Linked DNA regions of Mus musculus: regions 1 and 3 are each linked to region 2. The links are chromatin loops, found by intact Hi-C in ENCODE. Cell type or tissue: left cerebral cortex. All regions are shown on one strand. Links, peaks and the distances in the headings refer to the core of each region. The heading gives the core; the rest is flanking DNA. Region 1 has its middle 23 kb from the start of A930003A15Rik. Region 2 holds the start of Klhl24 (kelch-like 24). Region 3 holds the start of A930003A15Rik (RIKEN cDNA A930003A15 gene).

The links. A loop is a pair of places that touch in the nucleus more often than their neighbours do. Peaks named below come from ENCODE experiments on the same cell type or tissue, not always from the same donor. Only the 100,000 strongest peaks of a DNase experiment are listed, where the experiment ranks them.
Region 1: it touches region 2 in a loop (2.3-fold over the local background); 12 of 42 quality-filtered maps call a loop at or near these places.
Region 3: a loop joins it to region 2, with 2.4 times the contacts of the local background. A loop is called at or near these places in 3 of 42 quality-filtered maps.

What each region holds. Positions count from the first base shown.
Region 1 is chr16:19,903,883-19,910,001 of GRCm38, forward strand. No RefSeq gene overlaps it. Among named protein-coding and RNA genes, the nearest start is that of A930003A15Rik, 23 kb to the left of the region's middle. In left cerebral cortex, for the core only: CTCF peaks have their summits at 3,457 and 4,626 (motif pointing right); a DNase peak (open chromatin) is centred at 3,447.
Region 2 is chr16:20,093,997-20,100,115 of GRCm38, forward strand. Klhl24 (kelch-like 24) reads left to right here and starts at 3,558. Exons shown (of 8, transcript NM_029436.3): 1 at 3,558-3,675. In left cerebral cortex, for the core only: a CTCF peak has its summit at 3,430 (motif pointing left); DNase peaks (open chromatin) are centred at 3,518 and 4,142; H3K4me3 peaks cover 1,650 bases; H3K27ac peaks cover 1,526 bases.
Region 3 is chr16:19,880,044-19,886,162 of GRCm38, forward strand. It overlaps A930003A15Rik (RIKEN cDNA A930003A15 gene), which reads right to left and starts at 4,231. Exons shown (of 3, transcript NR_027896.1): 1 at 3,881-4,231; 2 at 3,650-3,774. In left cerebral cortex, for the core only: no CTCF peak of the experiment used is centred there; DNase peaks (open chromatin) are centred at 3,126 and 3,935; H3K27ac peaks cover 516 bases.

The DNA of each region.
Region 1 (6,119 bases), core at 2,260-4,759, 190 kb before region 2:
TGTGGTCTGTTCACTTAGTCTTCACTGTTTATGCAAGGGTGAGAGAGTTGGCTCATAACAGGAGTTCTACTTTGAGACAAGGTCTCTGGGTTATCTCCTTCACCTGTAGACCATAGAGCTCTGCAATGCTGGGACTGTTCAGGGCAGCCATGCTCAGCTATTTTTAGTTCTTTTGTGAAACCTTAGTACTGATTGTTACTATGATGTAAACTTTTTATTCTGACAGCCCAGGCCCTGCTTCTTTGCCTCAGAAGCTTAGAACCTTAAGGTCAAAGGCGCTCCACAGACATGCAGCATCCCTGCCCCTAGAAGACCTGGGATAGACTCAGGAACCTACCCTACCCCCACCTACATGCCTCATGGGAAGCATAGCTGGACCAAAATCTTTGACAAATGGTTTTAGTGGTAATGAACCCCATCCTAAAAGCCTTTTTCAGATTGGTTCCTTTCTTTATTCTGATCTGGAAGGTGACCCAAGAAAAAACAAGACATCTCTATAGGAACTGAGAGATTGACAAGAACAGAAACTGAGACTCCACCTACCTCTGGTGAAGAAGGTGCTGTTTGACCACTTGACCCTGCAGCAGCCAAGCAACAAGTGGTGGTAGAGAGGAAAGCATCTTTTAAGTATTTTTGTATTTGTCCTAAGACATTCAAAATAACGTTATGGTAGGGGGTCACCACAATATAAGGTTTTGAAGGGTGGCAATGTGTTGTGTGTAGCTTTGCTACCCTGCCTAAGCTCCAGGAATAGGCCATGCTTCTCTAAAGCATTTTTTTCACTCAATCTCCCTTACTTCTCCCTTCTGTGGAGCTTAATATTTCTATATACTTAAGAACATCTAAACAATTACTATTATACTCACTTCTACTTTAAAAACAATGGAATTAAATTTTATTTATCCCTATATTTTGATTATCTGCTTGTAGGAATCAGGCAGTTTTTTCTGTCTGGCTCTCTGCCTCAGAGCAGTCATCCTGCGTCTTTTCACAGCAGAAGATCTGTGAGCTAAGGCTTTCCCTGTGTTCCTTTGTTTAAGTTTCCTGCACACTGGAGCCATCACATGACTCACTCTGCTCAGCTTAATAAGAAAACAATTCTCCCCTCTTCCTAGACCTTTATCACTGTGTGTGTGATCAGTCTGAGAACTCCTAAATGAATAGTGGATTCTCGACTTCCACATTGGGTGCCATCTGTTTCATGTAGCTTTGCTGCCCTGCCTAAGATCTGGGAAAGGGCCATGCTACCAGCCCCTATCCAGCTTCCCTTGAATTTACAGATAAAGGACACAGACACACACAGTTATTCAATTTCTACTTGCCTTTGACACAATTGCTGGGTGCTGTTTATCTCCTGCCTGGGAAAGAGTGCCATTATCAATATTCTTATCTCCACACCTCAGTTGTATCCAGTGCCTGCTAAACACCCTTTACCACCTGCCTGTAGGAGCAGCCTGTGTGGCTACTCCATTTGAGATCTTACATGACTGGTCACCTTTTCTCCATCAGAAGCATGGTGAACTCTCCCCCCCTTCCCTCCCCTCTCCCCTTCTCCCCCCCCCCCCCCTTGTATCTGTCTCTTGCCTCCAGGGACCTGTAAGTCCTGCCTATTCCTTCTACCTAGCAATTGTCCCATGACTTTTTTACTGACAGATCAAGAACCAATTGGGGAACAGGACCTTAGCATCAGAACCATTCCTTCAGCAATGTCAAGGAGGTTGAGAACCACTGCCCCAAGAAACCCTAATCAACCCATAGGTGTTTGATCATTGAGAGTAGTTACTGAAAAGGTAATTTTCTTTTCATCATTAGAGTGCAACAAACTAGTAAAAAGTAATTTTTAATTCAATAGCAACAGCATGATAATTTTGAGTTTACTTTCTCATTAAAAGCTGTTTATGAGTTTACTTCTCTTAGTGAAAAGCCTATCTGCTCTAGGAAAGGAATGGTCTTGTGGTTCTTACATTTGAAACACCCTGAGCCCTTAGGGCTATTGTTAGAATTGGAGCTTTTTTTTTTTTCTTTTTAGTGCCTACAATTTACTGCTTATGAAGAGACACCATAACCAAAGCAGTTTATAGAAGAAAGCATTTAATTTGAGGCTTGCTTATAATTTCAGGGAGTTAGTCCATTATCATTGTGGTGGGAGCATAGTGGCAGGCAGGAAGACACCAGATCAGTAATTGCGAGCTTACATCCTGATCTGTAGCCAGGAAGCAGAGAAAGATTGAGCCTGGTGATTGCTTTAGAAATCTCAAAGCCTACCACCAGTGACACATCTCCTCAAACTGGGCCACACCACCCAATCCTTCCCAACAGTTCAGCTAACTTGAAACCAAGCCTTCAAACATATAAGGAGGCCATTGTCATCAAACTACCACACTCAGATACTTATTTTAAGGCCTGGTGGTGGCAAGGTCTGTGAGCCTGTTGGGAAGCTCCATGAGGGATAGCAGATAACTAAGAATCAGTTTTGAAATTTTCTTATTTAAGAATCTCCAATAGTTAAACATTTTTAAAGCTTTTAAGTTTATATAAATAAAACTAAGCACTTTTTAAGCATTATATATTTATCATCAGAGAAGCATTATGTCCATCCTTTGCATCCAAAATTATTGAAAAGCCAGAATATTTTTAAGGTGAAATCTGAGCGTATTGCTATAGATGGGCCAGCCAGGCAACCTCAGGGAAGAGCAGGAAGAGATCTGTTTACTGATGTAGCAGGAAGTGAAAGGACTGCTGTCCTGCACCATGAAAATGGCTACTGGAAAAGGAGGCCCTTTAGGAACTGTGCATATATGGTGTTCCCAAAAATGAAAGTTTGCAGGTTTGCTTTAGTGTTTTTGTTTCAACTTCTTTAAGAAATTTTCTTAACTGTTGTGCTTTCCTGTGATATTTGGGGGACAAAGAAAGTGAAAAAGCAGCCACTTTAGGGAAAGCTGAGCTCTTTCTTTGTGACAGGATTCGAAGTAGAATCAGGCTGGTCTTGATAAAGAAAGAGAAATAAGTAAATAAGAGAGTTAGGGCTGGAAGGGAACTTATAGAGCATGGATCCCTGCTCCTAAGATTGACCAGATCAGACCAGCCTAAGATGCCCAAATTTCCCTTCATCTCGTCAACTTTCACCACTCTAGCCAGACAAAGTGGGATCCTTGGGGAGATTCAGAGCTTCTGTCTCTTTTGGCAACTGCAACATCCAAAATTCGCATCCCCAACAAAGGATCATCCAGATGTGCTCCTATGAAGGAGGGCTACTCTTTCCTCACATCTGGTGCTCAAAAATGCTTAAACTAAGTCATTAAGGATTCCTCACACAGTGTGATAAATTCCTCACATGAGGCACCAAAATGTTTTAGCTTGAATGCATTAATACTAAACTTAGAGTCAGGAAGCTCCACCCATCACAGGACCATAACTGAGGAGCTATGAACATGATTGGCCCTCTGGTGGGCACGTTTAAAAGTGCAACCTACTTTCTGCCTGAAAATCCTAAGGCTGAAAGTGCAATTTGAAGTCATTTCCAGCCCTTCTTTTCATTTGACACATATCGTATGGCTTTGCATATATCACATGTTAATAATAAGCCTTTTTGGTCAGGACAATATCTCCATGCTACAACCTCTCTGTGTTTCAGTTTTCTCAACCAAGGCAGCATCAATTCACACCCAGAGTTCATACATGGATACACAAGATGGCATTTGTCAAAACTGTTTTCTGGGTCAGGATGCACTGCAGACAGAGCTTGTATAGAAAACATTACCCACTCTTTCTGGCCAGATGGTATGAATAGGACACTGTCCTGTGAATTTACAAAACATTATATAGTATGGAAATCTATGTTTTTCTCATATACAAAAGAGTTTTCAGTAATAATGGGATAATTGCTGGGTGTCAGTTTCATAGAACTTTATAGTTTACTACTCACGATTCCCAGCAGATGCTGATGCAACAATATTTGTTGAGTGTTTAGTTTGGTCCCTGATGGGTGCTGCATGCTGAAGACACAGAGACTGACAAGAAAGTCCTCAGGCCTGGGAGCTTTTAGTCAAATAAGGACAGTTCTAGCCTCTGATGTGTTTGGAACATTTACAACATTGGGCAGTGAGCTAAACATCTTTTGAGAATGGTCTCATAAAATTCTCATTCAAAACATATTACATACAATCTATTACCCAGATTCTTCTGTGTTGTTTTGTTGTGGTCACCTTGTGAAACAGTCTCATATAGCCCAGGCTGCCCCCCCTCACTCCCTGTAACTGAACCTGGAACTATTCCACGTGCCTCCACTCTCCTCCCAAGTGCTAGAGTTACAGGCATGCACCCTCATCATCGTAAGCTTCTTAGCCTGTGGGCTATGACTCCACAGGTAAAATTCTGGCAATTGTAAAAGGTTTCTAGACACAAGATGACCAAGAAAAATCAAGGTAAAACATAATGAATCAGAGGTGTTCTGACAGTGCTGGTCCTGCAACCACACTGCAGTTTTCATTTCTAAGCACATAACATGCACACTTTGTCCTGCTATGGCACACACCACCATGCCACACGGAACCAGAAAACACTCCTTGAGATTCCTCAGCTCTGAGTACAAACGTGCCCAGCAGAGGGCCAACAATGTTCATAGCTCCTCAGTTAAGGTCCTGTGGTGGGTGGAGCTTCCTGACTCTAAGTTTATTCTTAATGCATTCAAGCTAAAACATTCTGTGCAGTGTTTTCATGGTACATACATAACACTTTCTGATGCATGCAAGCACAGCCAAACTAATACTTAGCATTTTTCTTCCACTATTCCTTAGCACATGAGCGTCAGATAGTCAAGCTTAGCTTCCGTAGTGCGCTGCATTAGATCGCCTAACTTCTAAGATTGCTCTTTGAGTTGTTTGCTTAAGTTTCATAAAGAGAACAACAAAAATAACCATCACCAGCAGCAGCAGCACCACTACCACCACAACAGCAACTGTTAGTTGAGCCAGGCATGGTGGCATATGCTTGTAGTCTCAGTACTTGAGAGGCAAAGGCAGGCTGATCTGTGCAACTCAAGGCCATCATGGTCTACGTGTTGAGTTCCAGACCAGTCATGGTTACAGTGAGACCCTATCTCAAAATAGTCCTTAACATACTTCTGCCACTTTTGTTCTGCATATTTATGTAAAGAAGCATCCTTGGCATTAACAATTACAAATTAATAAAAATTTCAGCCAGAGAAGAAAGGATGGACCATCTAGAGACTGCCATATCCAGGGAGCCATCCCATAATCAGCCTCCAAACGCTGACACCATTGCATACACTAGCAAGATTTTGCTGAAAGGACCCTGATATAGCTGTCTCTTGTGAGACTACGCCGGGGCCTAGCAAACACATAAGTGGATGCTCACAGTCAGTTATTGGATGGATCACAAGGCCCCCAATGGAGGAGCTAGAGAAAGTACCCAAGGAGCTAAATAGATCTGCAACCCTATAGGTGGAACAACATTATGAACTAACCAGTACCCCGGAGCTCTTGACTCTAGCTGCATATGTATCAAAAGATGGCCTAGTCGGCCATCACTGCAAAGAGAGGCCCATTGGACTTGCAAACTTTATATGCCCCAGTACAGGGGAACACCAGGGCCAAAAAGTGGGAGTGGGTGGGTAGGGGAGGGGGGGGAGGGTATGGGGGACTTTTGGGATAGCAGTGGAAATGTAAATGAGGAAAATATCTAATAAAAAAAATTTCAGCCAAATCTAAAGACATCAAAGATGCTCTGTGCCCTGCTATGCCAAATATTCTCCCAAGGTTTAATTCTTTATGTAAAAATAAACAAGCATGCTGTATAGTGGTAGTACACACCTTAAATCCCAGAACTTGGTGGGCAGAGACAGGCAGATCTCTGAGGATCCTGGGCCATCCTGATCTACAGAGTAAGTTCCAGGATCACCAGAGCTACACAGAGAAACCCTGTCCCCCACCAAAAACAAGAAAAAAAAAAAAAAGAAAAGAAAAGAAAAGAAAAGAATCTACCTCATTAGTGTTTGAATTTGCTTTTCTCCTAAGTAAATAGTAAAATGTGTATACTAAATAACTTTAAAATAAACTTTGTTTTCTATTCATAAATGTTTGGGTTTATGCATATTTTAT
Region 2 (6,119 bases), core at 2,402-4,901:
GAAGAAAGTCGGTGAGATTTTTCAAGAACAAAAATGGAGGTTACTCTTGGGTATGTTTAGCCCCTCTCCTTCATGGACTCTGCAGGATTCATGGAATGTCTGTCTACTAAGCAATCCAAGGACCACAAGTGGGCAAGATAAATTCTTAGGACCTGTTGGCATCTTCAAGAAGAAGAGTGCCAGGAATAACAGATCAAGCTGAGGTTCATACATGCCTCTACAGGTCACTAGAGCAAGAAACTGGGGCCAGGAACATGAACTCTATACAGACTCTATGGTAGTTTGAATGAGAATGGCTCCTATAGATGCATACATTTGAATGTCTGGTTCCCAGTTAGTGGAACTCTTTGGAAAGGATTAGGAGGTGTGGCCTTGTTGGAGGAAATAAGGGCTTGGGGTTTCAAAAGCCATGCCAGGGCCAGCCAGGCAGTTACTCAGTCTCCACACACACCCTCTCTCTGCCCGCAACTTGAAAATCAGATATGAACTAATCTTAGCTACTTTTCCAGCACCATGCCTTTCTTGCCATGCCACCATGTTCCCTGCCATGGTGATCATGAATCAACCCTCTAAAACTGTAAGCAAGTTCTCAGCTAAAGTGTGGCAGCTCACAACTGTCTATAACTGTAGTCCCATGGGACCTGATGCCCTCTTCTCAGATGTATGTATGTGCAGACATACACGTGGACAAAATACATACATATATATGTGTGTGTGTATCACAAACAAATAAACCTTTTTAAAAAATAATGATGAAAAAAAGCATATAGAGATAGTATCATCAAAATGGGAAGTCACAAATCCAGAAGAAACCAACTGGGGAAGTCGAGGCAGTCAGCTGGAGTTCCAACCTGAGCTTTGTCTCCACTGAATGAGCTTGCTATGGCTGAACTTCCAACTTCCTTTTCCCACTGTAACCTCTCTTGGAGGTGGCTCACTTTCTAGCTGTTTTCAAGGAAACCGTGACTTTTATGGTTTATTTTTGGGCTGTTTCACTGTTCTCTTCCCTCCCTCGGAACATCATCTCAGACAAGGGACCCTGGAAGACACTTTAGACAACCATGCCTGGGTCTGAGTTGGGAGGGAAGGAACACCACTTCCAATGCCAGCTTCTTAGTAAGCTCAAACAGCACAAAACAATTAACCAGGGTTCCATCGTAGCAGTGCACAGGCTGGGCATAGACTCATAATCCTAGTACTCAAAGTGCAGGAGGAGCTGAGAGTTCCACATCTTCATGTGAAGGCTGCTAGCAGAATACTGACTTCCAGGAAGCTAAGATGAGGGTCTTAAGCCCACACCCACAGTGACACACCTACCCCAACAAGGCCACGCCTCCTAAGGACAAGCATATACAAACCATCACACCATACCTCCCTTCCCATAGAAAGGGTGACCTCATGACCTTATATGATCCAAGTCACATAAGCCCTATTCTTCTGTCTTGTTCGTAGAGCATAGACCACATATCAACTAAGCCAGCTTCCTTACAATGTAATATGCTCCTTCGCTCAGAAATCTTTAAGAATAGACGGGGGCTGGAGAGATGGCTCAGCGGTTAAGAGCACTGACTGCTCTTCTGAAGGACCTGAGTTCAAATCCCAGCAACCACATGGTGGCTCACAACCATCCGTAACAAGATCTGGCACCCTCTTCTGGAGTGTCTGAAGACAGCTACAGTGTATTTAAAGCATACAATAAATAAGTAAATCTTTAAAAACAAAAACAAACAAAAAAAGAATATTTGTTAAAAAAAAAAAAAGAATAGACACCTTGCTTTTTACTTTGAGTGAAACTAAGTTTCTCACTTTGGGCCCTACTGTACTGCTTGCTGAAGCATTAATAAAATGCTTGCCTGAAAAACGAATAAGTTCAAACATATCTCTCTCTCTCTCTCTCTCCCTCTCTCTCTCTCTCTCAAATCTCCCTCCAAAAAATAAAAAATAAAATAAAATAAAATAAAATAAAAATTCTATCACTAATGAATTAGAGGTCAGCCTCAGAAACATTAAGACGCTGTTTTGCAACCTAAATAAAGGATCTGGAGCAATGACCCCATTGTTAAAAACACTGACTGCTTTATGAGAGAGGATGAAGCCTAGAATTCCAGCATCCCTACATGGTAGCTCACACTCTCTGAAACCAACTCCAGTGCTGGGGAATCTGGTGCCTTCTTCTGGCCTCCATGGGCATTGCATGCAGGCACATGGTACACAGACGCAGACAAAACATATTTAAATTTTAAATTTTTAAATAAATAGAGCTGAAGAAATGACTTAATGGCTAAGAGCACTTATTGCTCTATCTGGATTTCAGCTCCCAGCACCTGCAGCTCCAGGGGGACCCAATGACTCTGATCTTTACCAGCACTCAGATAGCCAATACAGACACACACAAAGAATTAATAATAATAATAATAATAATAATAATAATAATAATAGACAATTTAAAAAGAATTCTAGATAGTTTTCCTTCAAGTTATGTATCTTGTTTAAATCAATTTGTGGAGAAGAGAGGGGAAGAGAAGGAAGGAGGAGGAAAAGAGGGGAGGAGGGGAAAAGGACGAGGGAAGGAAGGAGAGAATATGAAAATAAATCTTCTTGCTTTGACAAGAGAAAACCAAAGAAAGGACTCTCTAAGCTGATAGCACCAACTGGTCAAGCCAGAGTGGCAAGCAGTTTTACTGCAGGCCTAGCCATAAATCTTAGAAAAGTCAAAGAAAGGTCCCCCCCACTCCACCCCCCACCCCCGCGCCCCAGGAAGTACTCAGTAGGCTTTTTTTAAGTTAATAGAACATGAAAAGGAGACCTAAAAGCTTATCAAATGGCCTGCCTGTCAACTCTGCTCCTCTCTCTCTACCTTGTGGCAACACATCTAATTTTAACGGAGGCAAGGCTGTCTTAATGAAGTGCAGAAGGAAGAAGTACGTAACTTTTGTCAGAAGCCAGAACTATCCAAACATTTTCAAGAGCAGAGGACGGCCATCCTTGAAAAGGAATCTCCTAGAAACAAAACATCTTGAAGAAGATTCCATGTGCCTCGGAAAATAAAGGTTTGTTACAATTTTTGTTCAACTCCTGCATCTGATTAAGACAAAAATTAAATTAAATTTAAAAAGTAACTGAGGCTCTGATAGCGACCTTGACAGATTTACAAAGAAAGCGTCCTCTGCAATTATGACCAGGCTTCTAGTACACTCCACCTCTCAGGCCCTCTGATTTCCCAAGTGTGTTAGAACATGGTAATTAAAACAAGCCTTATTCCAAGCTCTAAGGTTGGCTAAGTCCTGGTCTTGTGCTTTGGCTTTGGGATGTAAAGGGCTCTTTGAAAACAATCAACATACCACTTCTGTCTTGATCAAGATGCATTCCTTTAATCTTATTCTACCTTAAATAAATGTTTGGAATTAGCAGCCCGGGGTTGGGTTTCCGCCCTCTAGCGGAACCCAGATGGCCTGAGAGCCCACCGGCAGTAAAAACTACGTCTCCCAGAATGCTCCGGGAAGGCGGATGCCTCCCCCCCATTGGCCAAGGGTGGGTGACGCTAAGTGTTTTGGCTCGACGGTCACATGTTTCCTTTGTTGTGAGCAGTGGCAGAGACTGGCGGTGGCTCGAGGAGACGCCGGCGCAGCAGGGACGGGGGTCGCCGCTCGTGCCGCTTCCAGCCTGCGCCGAGAGGTACCAGGGTGGCCGCTCCAAGCGGCATGCGACCGCGGCGCTGATCCCCGGCACCGGCGGGAGGGAGGCGAGGTCCCTGGCTGCCAGAAGCCCGATGCGGCCTCGGGCGTGGGGACAGGGCAGGGACGAGCCCCGCGGCAGCAATACACTTAGGGTGGAAGCGGCCGGAGTGTTTCGGCCTCGGACCTGGAGTTTCCGTGGGGTGACCGTGAGTGCTGTCGCCTAGCACGGATAAGGATCGGGGTGCTGGGGCCATAGCAGCCAGCAGCACAGTTGCGAAACATGCGGGGCGTGGTCACCTGACCGTTACCCGCCCCCGCGAAGCCTTTGTTTACCGGGAGCGCGGCCTCGGGCCGTCCCGGGGGAGCCCCCACCCGGCTGCCCGCTTCCTTCTCAGGGCCCTCTGCTTCTTAATTTAGTTCCCAATGTTCCCGCCCCCAAGCCCTGGGCACCCGAGGCGAAGATCGTTCGGGCGGCCGGGATTGGGCGCTGCAGGCGGGCCGGGCCGGCGAGTTCCGAATTTTTATTGGCAGGGGGTGGTAGGTGGGTGGCCCGTGCCAGGCAGTCCCGCCCTCGCCTGAAGGTGACCTGGAGGACGCGGGCGCCGAGGGAGGGGAGCAGCGGGGCGGTGGGTAGGAAGGGGGCGTGCCCTGCAGAGGCCAGGGGGTGGGGGCTAACCCGTAGCTCCTGGCGTAGGACAGCGCGCAGCTCTGCGAAGTTGCCCTTGCCTGCTCTGTCCAGCCTTAGGTAGTAAAGGATGACCCACAAGGCCACATTTGAGAAGCTTCAATATCAGCTCTAGCGGATTTTAATCATGTCAATTTTTTTTTCTGTTAGTGTTCTCAGCTGACACCTGGCACAACCACCAGATGGTTGATGGTTGATAATGGTTTGGTGTTTTGTTTTTCTTTATTAGGATTTAATATGTATCCCTTGCCACTAAAAATATAAACGGTGGCTTTTACCTTTAAAAAAAAAGATATTTTGAGGTTATTCACCTAAAAGTTTTTTGGTTTTGGATTTTTGAATGAGCTTTCTTAGTTTTCCCTTTTTGGGGCACACAATTTCGTGTATTAATCTCCCAGGTAATTGAGAAGTTTCTGATAAGTGAGTTGAAGGTGTGTTTGGAAAACTGTACATTAAGATAACCGAAAGCCCAGTCATTTCCAGACGGAGGATATTAAAGGTGGTTTTCCAAATCTCTTAAACTTATGGTGCAGCTAGGTTTTGTCATTTTATCTCAGAAAAGTTGAGTTTCTTCAGTAAAGCAGGTATAATATACTTAATAAAGCAGCCTTAATATACTTTTTAAAGATTTATTCTGTGTGGGTGTTTGACCAGCATGTACCCACCCACCTGTGTTCGGTGCCAACGAAGGCCAGAAGAGGGCGTCAGATCTCCTGGAACTGGAGTTCTAGATGGTTCAAGTTGTCAGCTGCCTTGTGAGTGCTGGAAACCAAACCTGGGTCCTCTGCAAGAGCACTGCTAAACCATCCTTCCAGCCCCTCTTAATATTAAAAATCCAAGTACTGATGCCTGTTAGAATAAGAAGTTGTCTGATCAGGACACATAGTCACTCGTATACTAAGGTTATTCAGATCTTAACATATACAAATGCAACCCAGTATACTTTAATAAGAACTACCTACCATTTGATAAGTTGAGTTTCTTTAAACAAAGCTTGTGACTTAGTCTTTAAACAGGAAGAAGAAAACAATATTCTGAGAGCTATCAGTTATATCTTAAACTTTCCTGGCTTTCGTCCAGATTGCCAAAACCTTAATGCTTTTCCGGTGTGCTTTTTAACTTCCTTGTTTTCCTGCCATTTCATTAAGAGTCAGAGGTCAAGACTTTGGAAAATAAATACTTAGCAAATATGTTGCAGCATTTATTCTTGTATGCACTTTATTTACTCTTACCTGGAAAATTTAGGACAGCTCTTTTATCAAATATGTAAGTGTGGACTCTGTAATGAAAAATGTCAATAAAATGTCCTCACAAGCATTTATGCAAAAAAAAAAAGATTTCATTTCTGTTGTGACTACAACAATGATACAAGACAGCTGGATGTTTTTAACATTTCTGTTCTTCATGCTATAAATACTCCCATAAGCTCAAGGTGAATCCCCTGTGGGCAGCTCCAGTTATTTGGGAGACTGAAGTAAGAGCAATACTCAGTAGACCTAGGAGTTGAAGACCATCCTGGGCAACATAGACTTGGGAGTCCAACAACAGAATAGCTAATTATCTTCAAGAGTTTTCATTCTTCCAGCACACCCTCTCCCACACGCACACTCTCCTTTGATACTGAGGACTGAACCAAGGGCCTTCTCACACATGCTAGCCACTGAGTTCTCCTTAGTTGACTGATCTTAGATGATCCAAAACATTCTAAACCAAATGGAAAATAAGGAGAATGAAAACCTTCTTAAGGGTGGAGTTCA
Region 3 (6,119 bases), core at 1,609-4,108, 210 kb before region 2:
CTGGCTGCTTGATCTCTCCTCCTCTTCCTCCTCCTCCTCCTTCTTCACCACTACCATCACCACCACTACCATCACCACCACCTCTTTCTTCTCTCTGTGTTCTGTCTTCCTCTGTTCCCTCTTCTCTGCCCTTGTGGCTCTGTCTGCCTCTAACCCTTCTCCAGATCCTCACTCCCCTCACTTTCCCTATATAAACCTCCCTTATACCAGGTCTGTTGAATGGTGTGATTTCTCAGGAGTGTGATTTTTCTTTCTTGTCATGGAATCACCAGGTACCATATGTACCACCACCAGCACCACCCACCGTATTACATTTCATAGAAATCTTCATGTGTTTCTGTAGTAGTATTACTCGTAATAGTACTTGTTGTTGTTGGATTTTTGTTTCTTTTAATTTTGTTGGATTTTTTATTAGTCATTTGTTTTGATTTTTGATTTTTGTTGTTTGTTTTTGAAAGAGAATACATGAAGTTGGGAGGATAGGGTAGGGAGGCAGAGAGGATATGGGGATAGTTGGGAAGGGGAAATATGATCAAAATACATTGTATGAAAATTTCTTGAATGAAAAAATAAAATGCAACAGAATTGCCTAGCTGGGCCGTGCGTGGTCTGGTCTCAGTGAGAGAGGATATACCTGGTCCTGATGAGACTTGATGCGTCATGGTGTGTTGCGGGGGGGCTGCTCCCCTTCTCTAAGGAAAAGGGGAGGGGAGAATGGGCGAGGGGGTGAAGGTGGGACTGGGAGGAGAGGAAAGAGTGGCCACGGGTGGTGTGTAAAGTGAATGAGTAAATTAATTAATGAATGAAAAATAAAATGCAGATTCCAATTCAATGGGGCAAATATTCTACATTTCTAACATTAAAAACGTAAAAACTTAATGCTGTTGATTCTGCCTGGAATGGAGCACACACTGGTTCCTAGTCTCTACACAGGTTCTGTTCTTTCCTGTTGTGTATAGAACTGAGCAACAAAGATGCTGTCTGGGGGCTGTCTACTAGACTGTTTCTCATAGTACTCAATAAAAATCATTATCTAGATGTACACAAATATTTCTGGAAATTGAAGCCTCAGGCAATGTCAGCTTTGGGCCTAACATTTCTTCTGTGACAGTTAGGGTTAACAGCCTGAGGAATATATCAGTCTTAGCTCTGCTTAACTCCCTAAGAAGTTTCTCTCATTCTCTCAAAATACATCCTCTTCTCACAGCTAACTGTAGAATTAACAACCTGTAAAATTAGTGCAATTAATTTTAGTAAACTTAGGGCAAAGATTGATATTTGAATTTGAGACCTATATTTTGTGTGGTGTACAGTGGAGCAAATGCATATTTTAAGTATGAAAGCAAAGTCTGACTAGCAAATATACTGTGACACTTACCTATGCCCTTTACAAGTACAGAGGCTTGTACAGAATACAGCATCTGAAGGAATGACATCCATCAGAAAGCAACACTGGCGGTCCCTCAGAAAATTGGACATAGTACTACCGGAGGATCCCGCAATACCTCTCCTGGGCATATACCCAGATGATGTCCCAACCGGTAAGAAGGACACATGCTCCACTATGTTCATAGCAGCCTTATTTATAATAGCCAGAAGCTGGAAAGAACCCAGATGCCCCTCAACAGAGGAATGGATACAGAAAATGTGGTACATCTACACAATGGAGTACTACTCAGCTATTAAAAAGAATGAATTTATGAAATTCCTAGCCAAATGGATGGACCTGGAGGGCATCATCCTGAGTGAGGTAACCCAATCACAAAAGAACTCACATGATATGTACTCACTGATAAGTGGATATTAGCCCAGAAACTTAGAATACCCAAGATACAAGATACAAAGCACATGAAACTCAAGAAGATCAAAGACCAAAGTGTGGACACTTTGCCCCTTCTTAGAATTGGGAACAAAACACCCATGGAAGGAGTTACAGAGACAAAGTTTGGAGCTGAGACAAAAGGATGGACCATCTAGAGACTACCATATCCAGGGATCCATCCCATAATCAGCCACCAAACGCAGACACCATTGCACACACTAGCAAGATTTTGCTGAAAGGACCCAGATATAGCTGTCTCTTATGAGACTATGCCGGGGCCTAGCAAATACAGAAGTGGATGCTCACAGTCAGCTATTGGATGGATCACAGGAGGCCCAATGGAGGAGCTAGAGAAAGTACCCAAGGAGCTAAATAGATCTGCAACCCTTTAGGTGGAACAACAATATGAACTAACCAGTACCCCCGAAGCTCATGTCTCTAGCTGCGTATGTATCAGAAGATGGCCCAGCCGGCCATCAGTGGAAAGAGAGGCCCATTGGTCGGGCAAACTTCATATGCCTCAGTACAGGGGAACGCCAGGGCCAAGAAGTGGGAGTGGGTGAGTAGGGGAGTGGGGGGGGGGGGGAGTATGGAGGACTTTCGGGATAGCACTGGAAATGTAAATGAGGAAAATACCCAATTAAAAATTTTAAAAAAAAATATTACTCACATGCTGTGAAAAAAAAAAGAAAGAAAGAAAGCAATACTGAATTTACCAGAGAAGTACACTTCTTTTAATAATTCACTCGATTCAAGGAAACAGATTAAGTATTAAAGAAGAAACTAGAAGCCGGGTGATGGTGGCGCACACCTTTAATCCCAGCACTCGGGAGGCAGAGGCAGGCGGATTTCTGAGTTCGAGGCCAGCCTGGTCTACAGAGTGAGTTCCAGGACAGCCAGGGCTATACAAAGAAACCCTGTCTCGAAAAACCAAAAATAAAAGAAGAAGAAGAAGAAGAAGAAGAAGAAGAAGAAGAAGAAGAAGAAGAAGAAGAAGAAGAAGAAGAAGAAGAAGAAGAAGAAGACTAGAGCAACAGAGGCACTGGGTTTAATCCATGACCAAAGAAGAATAAATGTAACATAAACATTTTCAGAGAAAAAAAAAAAGCCTCCTAGCAGGGAAGCCCTCCAAGGGGCTCACAGGAAAGCTCTCCTGTCCACAGGAGCAGCAGGCAGGCCTTCCACAGAGCAGAACCCCTGAAAGCAAGCAAGTACTACAGTTAACAGCATCTGCCTTGCTAGCTTCCAAGTCCTTGAGAGAGACAGAGAGGACTCCTCAGAGCCCACGCAGGAGAAGTGCTACCCTTCCCACTCACCGCATCAATGTGTTACTAGATCACATGTCTAACAAGAATCCTCCAGACTCAACACTTTCCTTCAGCCCGTCAACTTAATCATGTGTATTCTTACTTTCATTATATAAGAGCAATACATTTCTTTTTAAATAGAAAGTGTACCTGAACAAAAAAATTAAAAATGCTATCCTTTTACCATGATGAACTAGTTATCACATTGGTCGGTGATATTCAATATGCATATAGATCTACACACACATCTGTGCTTTGAAAATAAGCCTTCTCGGCTGCAACATGCTATCTCATCACCTGGTTCTTTCAGCTGATCATCTATTTTTATTGTGAATCTATCTCAATAAATGACTACTTCCAGGATTATAATAGCTAATTGGTGCTTCTTTAAAACTCTTTTTAACAAGAAAACATAGTTGTAAAAAAAAAAATCTTTAAATTTAATTCTGAAATTTCTTAGTTAAGCCATGATTGTAGTAGCAATGAGGATAAATGGGGAAAAATGCAAACACAGCATTACCTTTATTTGCTCTGTATTCCAGGCTGGTGCAGCTCCCCAAGAAACGATGATAGGCCCTCATCTCTGCCTCTGCTATCCGCACCACCATGTATGGTGAGTATCTGGGGTCTGGGTCCTCGCATTGCCTGCACAGAACAGAGATGGAGTTCCAGGACGCAAGGTCACCATCTTCTCTGGCCTCCATCCTGCTCTAGGTACTGGCTGCATTGGTATAGTTAAACCTCCTCCTACCTAATCTCCCTGAAGATCACTCAAGGTTTCTTCTTTGTGAGAGCTGATCCTGGGGATTAGTGAGTGCTGACAGATTAGGCTTCCACAGACTTCCAGAACTCATTTTGAAACAGAAGGGGTGCTGAGGGGTGAAGACAGCATCGCATTATGAGATAAGCCATCGGTTAAATTATTAAAACGATTAAAATTATTAAATTCAATTTTAAAACATGGATAAAATTATGAAAAGATATTCTTTGGAAGACTATTCTGTCAGGTCAGTTTAACTCGGCTTTTCTTCCAAGCTCTCCAGGCTGCCAAAGCAGAAGCCAACTTAGCACTGCTGCCTGCTGCTAAGGGAATTTACCATCTAAGGAGGCCCCAGGCTGACACAGCAAACGGTAAACGGCTCAAAAGCCCCAGCTGCTCCAGAGAAACAGCTGCAAGTATGACATCAGTTTCCTAGTGAAGAATGCTCTGTCTTGCTGTGGTACGCAAGAGCTGCACTAGAACAAGAAAAATGGCTTCATGTTGCAGAGCTACCCTGGGCAAAGACACAGGAAATAGGCTGCCTTTTCCTGATACATTTTATTTTGTTTTTAATGTGATTAATGTTGTGTTCTAGAACGTAAAGATTACAGCATGAAACAGAAAACAAAATAGTTAAGTGAAACATACATAAATGTCTAAAGGCTCTGCCTATGTGACACCTCTGGGTGGTCTCTAGGTTCTGTGATCTCTGAAAAAAATTGTTTCTATTGCAGCTTAACCACATTTATAGACTCAGATATGTGTAGCCGTTAGTCATTTTTCTTCACTAAACAATGGTGTTTTATAATTTAACTGGACAGCTTGCCAAGCGTTTCCTAGGATAGCTTTGTAAATGTTTGCCTTTTCAAGATAAGACGAAGAGTATTCAGCTCCGACAGGCAGGGGAAACCTCAGAAAACTTTAAACTATCCTGTCTCCGTCTCGCACAGACACTGTTAAGCCATAGCAGTGCAAGGAAGCAGCTAGACTGCATTGGGTTCATATTAAAATAATTAATGTTTTGTGGTGGTTTTATTTATTTACAAGCTTTTTAATAATAATGTTTATAAAATAAGAAAATAAAAAATACTGTTGAACATACATTTTTCTTTCCTTCATGAGTGCGAGGCCTGTTTATCTACACGTGCAATTTTAGAGATGTGTTTCTTTCAAAGATGGGTATTTGAGTTCTTCTCGCCCTATTGCCTGCTATTCAGGTTTAGGTTAATTTGCCTAAAAGTTTGTTAATTTTCTCAAAGAACTAACTTGTCACTTCATTGAGTCTTTGTAATTTTTTTTTAGTTGTTGTTTCTAATTAATTGATTTCATCCCTGAGTTTGATTATTTTCTTCTGCTTATTCTTTTTGAGTGTTATTGTAAGACTCTGGGGAGCCTTAGCTTACAGGGGACCCTCTGAGTGAACCACTCAGAGCCAGGAATCAATGAAAAAAACAAGAGGAATTTATTGTTCCAGCACACTGGGCTTGTCCCAGATCCAAAGGAGAGGTGGTGACCCCCGGCAGCCCATTCAGAAAGTTTTTTATACAGTTTCCAGGGGCGGAATAGAGCATCAGCAACTAGGCACAATATGATTGGCAGAACAATACACCCTTTAAACTGATTGGTCTTTAGGAAATGAGGTAGTAGGGGCTTACTCAGCCTCTCCCTTCTGGCCTGTGTGCTCTCTGACCTGTCTCTTCCAGGAGGGGAGGGGTCCAGTGGAATTTTCCAAAGGCTCTGAGTTGACCTCTTCATTATCTCTTCTTGTTTTTCTTGCCCTGGTGGTTATATCACCCTGGTGGTGCAGATAAAGAAGAGCAGGTGGGCTGACCAGCTCAGCTACTAGATCCAGGGTTCTAAGTTGGCCCACCCCAAATTCTACACCATCTATGGACAACTGGGACACAGGAAAGGGACAGTCCTGCTGATTCAAAGCTGCGGGATCTTCCTGACACAGGACAACAACAAGATAATCAGGTGGAGATCTGGCGAGGATCCAATTTGGATGGAGTCACAGATGGGAGATACCTCAAGCAAGACCAATGACTCATTGCAATTAGCATTTGCAAGTGAAGATGTGTGGACAGAGGGATATACTGTGGGACACACTGTGACATAGGACAGATTTCATGATGACATATTTTCTGGTTTTTTATTTGTTTGTTTGTTTGGCCATAGCTGAGCAAACCCATGCTTGATCAGTGACTATGCCTAGAAGTCTTTCTATTAT